2 separate regions of the Homo sapiens genome follow, and region 2 is linked to region 1. Evidence: chromatin loops called from intact Hi-C (ENCODE). Cell type or tissue: dorsolateral prefrontal cortex. All regions are shown on one strand. Links, peaks and the distances in the headings refer to the core of each region. The heading gives the core; the rest is flanking DNA.

Region 1 (2,917 bases), core at 220-2,719:
CTCACACACACTCATACACTCACACACTTTCTCACACACACATATTCTCACACACACCCACACTCACACACTCATGCACACACACACACTTTCACACAAACACACACACACACTTTCTCTCTCACACACACACACTCCCTCTCTCCCCTGTCTCGAATCATTTTGGGGGCATAAACATAAAACCTGGAAATCAACCTGTTTTCTAATCTTTTTTTTTGAGACAGAGTCTCACTCTGTCACCCAGGCTGGAGTGCAGTGGTGTGATCTTGGCTCACTGCAAACTCCACCTCCCAGATTCAAGCGAGTCTCCTGCCTCAGCCTCCCAAGTAGCTGGGGCTACAGACACACACCACTATGCCTGGCTAATTTTTGTATTTTTAGTAGAGATGGGGTTTCACCATGTTGGCCAGGCTGGTCTTGAACTCCTCATCTCTGGTGATCCACCTGCTTCAGCTTCCCAAAGTGCTGAGATTACAGCCGTGAGCCACCCCATGCCTGGCTGTTTTCTTTACTATAGAGTTGCAGCTTTGGCTTATTTTGAAGACAAATTGTTGGTTATCAATAGACTATAAAGTGCTAAGTCTATAATCTCATGAGTACTATTTCTAATGAGTATATTTTCCTTCCTGAAAGGTGCAGATTCACTTTATAGGAACAGCTTCAGCTTCAGTGATGAAAAACTGAATTCTCCAACAGACTCTACCCCAGCTCTTCTCTCTGCCACTGTCACTCCTCAGAAAGGTAAGGTCATTAGTTGGAATTTGAGTTTTTTGCTTTTTTATTCCTCTCTCCTTCTCAATCCCTTCTCTGTCCCTTTTATCCCTAAACAATCTTTCTCAAATGTACAAAACAAATAGGTAAGACTAATGTCTTAATACTGTAGAGTATACAGTGGAATTTTTTATTTCTCAGGATTTTAATCAGTGTGAACATGAAATCAGATAATTTGGGGCAGAAAACCTGAAGTCACAGGGAGAAAGAAAATTTGGAGACTAGACTGTTCTCTCTCATGTGATGTAATCAAGACTGTGCAAATGACAGTGTTTCTTAGGAGTCTCCTCCCAGACTTGTTGGTTCTAGAATTTAAAACTCAGCAGTTTGCCTTTGCAGATAGTGGGATTCTTTTTATTGCATTAATTATTTAACCAATGCTTTCAGATGACCAATTTAGCAATTAAATGGGGTTGTCATTATTAGATAAGCTATGATCTAACATGATTTAAAATAGCAGCTCCAGCCTGTCTCTACTGTGGTATTAATAGACCTAAAATGTCTTTAAAGATGCATGAGCAGTTTCTTATTTTTTGGAACTGGTAAAATGTCTCCAGCTAGAGAGTTGAATGTTCTGTTACATTGGACAAGTGCCTTTTTGAAAACAAAAGGAGCTTTTTTTCTTAAGAAAAGTTATACTTGCTGAAAATAGTTGCAGAATGCAATAAAAATGGAACATAGTTAAAAAGAAATGACAATTCCATCACTCTTTTCACTTTGGCAATAAGACAGGACTTCACTCTTTTTTCAGAAGAGGCATTTGAAAGTTCCCTTCTCAACATAGCAACGTTAGCACCCACTGGGAATTCTGCCACTATCCAGCCCTCAGTCTGTAATGAATCAGTTGAATTCAGAGACAGAGCAGTCTAAAAAGTGGCTTAAAACGTGCTCAGATTTGTTACCTGATCCTCAAGAGGTAGGAATTAAAGAGGGAAAAAAAGCCCCTAGTGGCAAATTGACTTAAAAGGCTAAGAACAATTAGCCATTTGTAGCCAGCAGGTGTTAATTAATAAAACTGTCCAGTACTGCATTTCAGGGAAGGCATGAATGATGTGATGAACTCTACAAAAATAAAGTCAGCTATATGAAAAAAATCTCTACATCTCAGGCTCTAGAGAGAACCAAATCAGAATGAGGACTCGTTTCCTTGTGTGGGCACCTGGAGGGGATGAGGCTGTCCTGGGCCCAGAAGACTCATGGCACCTTCCCTGTACCATTTTGATAAGAAACAGTGAACTCTTCATTCATTTCATATTGGAGGAACTCTGAGGGCTGCAGCGTTGCCCTGGGGGGACAGCACAAGCAAGAATGCATCAGAAGGCTAGTGCCGCAGGAATGACACAATCTAGGTGTCTGCTCTGCACAGTGCTATGCTTACTGAATTTTTTGACTAATAACTCATATTCTACACAATACAAAAACCAGACTCCTTTTATCTTCCCTTCCTGCTCCTCACTCTCCTGCAAACATTTAAGACAGTGAAGGAAGATTCCTCTTCTAGGTGAGGGAGAAGTGGGGTGGGATGTTTGGAGAGGGTGGTGATGAACTAAAAAATAAAGAAACACTTAGGCTAGTCTTCAGAATCAGTTTCTGAGTTTACTGTATCAAAACACTGGAGCACACACTTAGGGTTGGCCCAGGACACTCTTCAATAAAAGTCTCTGAAGATAAGGAGGTAGATGTAAAATAGAAATAATCCATTCTATAACTCTGGAAGTTCCAACTTCCTGGAAAACTCAATATGGAGTCATCAGCTGTCTTTGTTATGGAAACTGAACTCTCTCTCTCTCTCTCTCTCCCTCTCCTGTTTCACAGCTAAATTAGGAGACACAAAAGAGCTAGAAGCCTTCATTGCTGATCTTGACAAAACTTTAGCAAGTAAGTACATGTCTGATATTAAAAACAAAAAAACAAAAAACTAACAGACACTTCTGATAAAGTGTTGTAATGTTAACCAGCTTGCCCTGGGGCAGAAAGTTTCATCCTAAGCCTTCTATAGGTTTAGAAACAGGACCCTAGGCCGGGGCAGTGGCTCACGCCTGTAATCCCAGCACTTTGGAAGGCTGAGGTGGGTGGATTACCTGAGGTCAGGAATTCAAGTCCAGCCTGGCCAACATGGTGAAACCCAATCTCTACTAAAAAATAC
Region 2 (2,917 bases), core at 91-2,590, 73 kb after region 1:
TTTCAGGTACACCAATCAGACGTAGATTTGGTCTTTTCACATAGTCCCATATTTCTTGGAGGCTTTGTTCGTTTCTTTTTATTCTTTTTTCTCTAAACTTCTCTTCTTGCTTCATTTCATGCATTTCATCTTCCATCACTGATACCCTTTCTTCCAGTTGATCGCATCGGCTACTGAGGCTTCTGCATTCATCACATAGTTCTCGTGCCTTGGTTTTCAGTTCCATCAGGTCCTTTAAGGACTTCTCTGCATTGGTTATTCTAGTTATCCATTTGTCTAATTTTTTTTCAAAGTTTTTAACTTCTTTGCCATTGGTTCGAATCTCCTCCTGTAGCTCGGAGTAGTTTGATCATCTGAAGCCTTCTTCTCTCAACTCGTCAAAGCTATTCTCTGTCCAGCTCTGATCCGTTGCTGGTGAGGAGCTGCATTCCTTTGGAGGAGGAGAGGTGCTCTGATTTTTAGAGTTTCCAGTTTTTCTGCTCTGTTTTTTCCCCATCTTTGTGGTTTTATCTACCTTTGGTCTTTGATGATGGTGACGTACAGATGGGTTTTTGGCGTGGATGTCCTTCCTGTTTGTTAGTTTTCCTTCTAACAGACAGGACCCTCAGCTGCAGGTCTGTTGGAGTTTGCTAGAGGTCCACTCCAGACCCTGTTTGCCTGGGTATCCGGAGCAGTGGCTGCAGAACAACGGATATTGGTGAACTGCAAATGCTGCTGCCTGATTGTTCCTCTGGAAGTTTTGTCTCAGAGGAGTACCCGGCCATGTGAGGTGTCAGTCTGCTCCTACTAGGGGGTGCCTCCCAGTTAGGCTACTCGGGGGTCAGGGACCCACTTGAGGAGGCAGTCTGCCCGTTCTCAGATCTGAAGCTGCATGCTGGGAGAACCACTGCTCTCTTCAAAGCTGTCAGACAGGGACATTTAAGTCTGCAGAGGTTACTGCTGTCTTTTTGTTTGTCTGTGCCCTGCCCCCAGAGGTGGAGCCTACAGAGGCAGGCAGGCCTCCTTGAGCTGTGGTGCACTCCACCCTGTTCGAGCTTCCCAGCTGCTTTGTTTACCTAATCAAGTCTGGGCAACGGCGGGCGCCCCTCCCCCAGCCTTGCTGCCACCTTGCAGTTTGATCTCAGACTGCCGTGCTAGCAATGAGCGAGGCTCCGTGGGCGTAGGACCCTCTGAGCCATGTGCGGGATATAATCTCCTCGTGTGCCGTTTTTTAAGCCCATTGGGAAAGCGCAGTATTAGGGTGGGAGTGACCCGATTTTCTAGGTGCCATCTGTCACCCCTTTCTTTGACTAGGAGAGGGAATTCCCTGACCCCTTTCACTTCCAGGGTGAGGCGATGCCTCACCCTGCTTTGGCTCACGCACGGTGCGCTGCACCCACTGTCTGGCACACCCCAGTAAGATGGCCTGGTACCTCAGTTGGAAATGCAGAAATCACCCGTCTTCTGCATCGCTCACGCTGGGAGCCGTAGACTCGAGCTGTTCCTATTCGGCCATCTTGCACACATGTTCTCATCTGTGAATTTTCTGTCCATGTCCTTTGTCATACACCTATTGGGACATCAATGGATTTTGCTGTTGTTGGTCACTTGGCATGAGTGCATTCAATACAAGTACACTTGGCCTGTCATATATATGGAAAATAATTTTCCTAACTTGCCTGAGTTAAAATTTGGTTGTTGCTGTATTTTGTCTTGCAGAAACCTCCAGTTCTTAAGTGATCATGAAACCTGTTGCTATTTCCTTTTAAACATATTTCCCCTATTCCTTTTGTAGGGCCATTCCAGAGGAAAGAGCTTCTTGCAGTAGACTCTTTCTGAAAATGACTGACTTCTCTGCAAGTCAGGCAACAATAATGATATAGTTCCTAACAGTAAGTGTCAATGCACTTCATCTGATTTGATGAAATTTGGGGGCAAGGACACAGTGGCATACCAAGGGTAGGTGGTGGGAACAGCCTACCCTGCATGCAGGCAATAAAGGAGTGCCTTGTGTGTAGCATCATTAAAAACAGTAATAAAACTGACTACACGTTGGTCAGCTTTTTATTATCACTATATGCTGGTTATTCTAAGCAATGTCCGTGATGAAGTACTTACTCCTTCCCCCCAAACCATTTATTAGTCTAAGTCCTAAACAGTTGCTGCTATTAGTGTTGTCTTTTAGTGATATATGTCCAGGCTTAAAGAGTGCACATTTTATTACTTATGTTTTAATAAGTATGTTTAATTGCCTTCTACATGGAAGTTAATTTGGAACACCTCCAATTACACAGGATATAAGCAGAGTCAGTTGCAGGCTGGTTCCAAGAGTCAGTTTGCAAGGGTGACAATTCAGAATTGTTGGCGCTCACTTCTGGGGCAGTTGGTTCCTTGTACTCCGGATCTACGCCGTATTCCTGTGTTGAATGAGTAGGGTGGAAATGAATGAGGCTAGCTCGGTGAACTGGATTCACTTCAGTTCTGTCTGTCTGGGTGCGAGCCAGTCTCTAAAGCTTTGGAGTTCACTCTTTTGGAAGTGTTTCTTCGTGCATGCCCCCACTTAAAAAAAAACACATTAGGGTAATGATTAATCCATGACTTTTTAATTTTTGTATTGTAATATTTATTTTGCTTTTATTAAAAAGTTTTTACAGGCAAAATTATATATACAAAGTTCAATCCTGCTACTAATTTCTCTGGCCATTAGTATTCATTTCATTTCATTATGACCGAAGATGATTTCATTGTATGTGGGGATGTTGAAGGTAATCTGCTTGAAACTAATACAACAGTTGTGCCACAGCAGGTGTGTTTCCCAGTCTTCACCACAGGGCCTTGTCACATGCAAGCTGGAAGAGCAGGTGGCAGGTATGGTTGTGAAGAAGGGATGGCCAGCAGGACTGGCTGGTTTCTCATCATTCGACTTCCATTCAATGCA

The links. A loop is a pair of places that touch in the nucleus more often than their neighbours do. Peaks named below come from ENCODE experiments on the same cell type or tissue, not always from the same donor. Only the 100,000 strongest peaks of a DNase experiment are listed, where the experiment ranks them.
Region 2: a loop joins it to region 1, with 7 times the contacts of the local background. A loop is called at or near these places in 17 of 110 quality-filtered maps.

The regions. Positions count from the first base shown.
Region 1 is chr13:41,466,190-41,469,106 of GRCh38, forward strand. RGCC (regulator of cell cycle) reads left to right here. Exons shown (of 5, transcript NM_014059.3): 3 at 634-741; 4 at 2,587-2,649. Among named protein-coding and RNA genes, the nearest start is that of RGCC, 10 kb to the left of the region's middle. In dorsolateral prefrontal cortex, for the core only: no CTCF peak of the experiment used is centred there; a DNase peak (open chromatin) is centred at 1,580; H3K4me3 peaks cover 2,066 bases; H3K27ac peaks cover 2,500 bases.
Region 2 is chr13:41,539,370-41,542,286 of GRCh38, forward strand. The region is part of intron 1 of LOC105370174 (a long non-coding RNA gene); the gene reads left to right. Among named protein-coding and RNA genes, the nearest start is that of MIR5006, 28 kb to the right of the region's middle. RefSeq lists an enhancer at 618-1,138. In dorsolateral prefrontal cortex, for the core only: no CTCF peak of the experiment used is centred there; no DNase peak of the experiment used is centred there.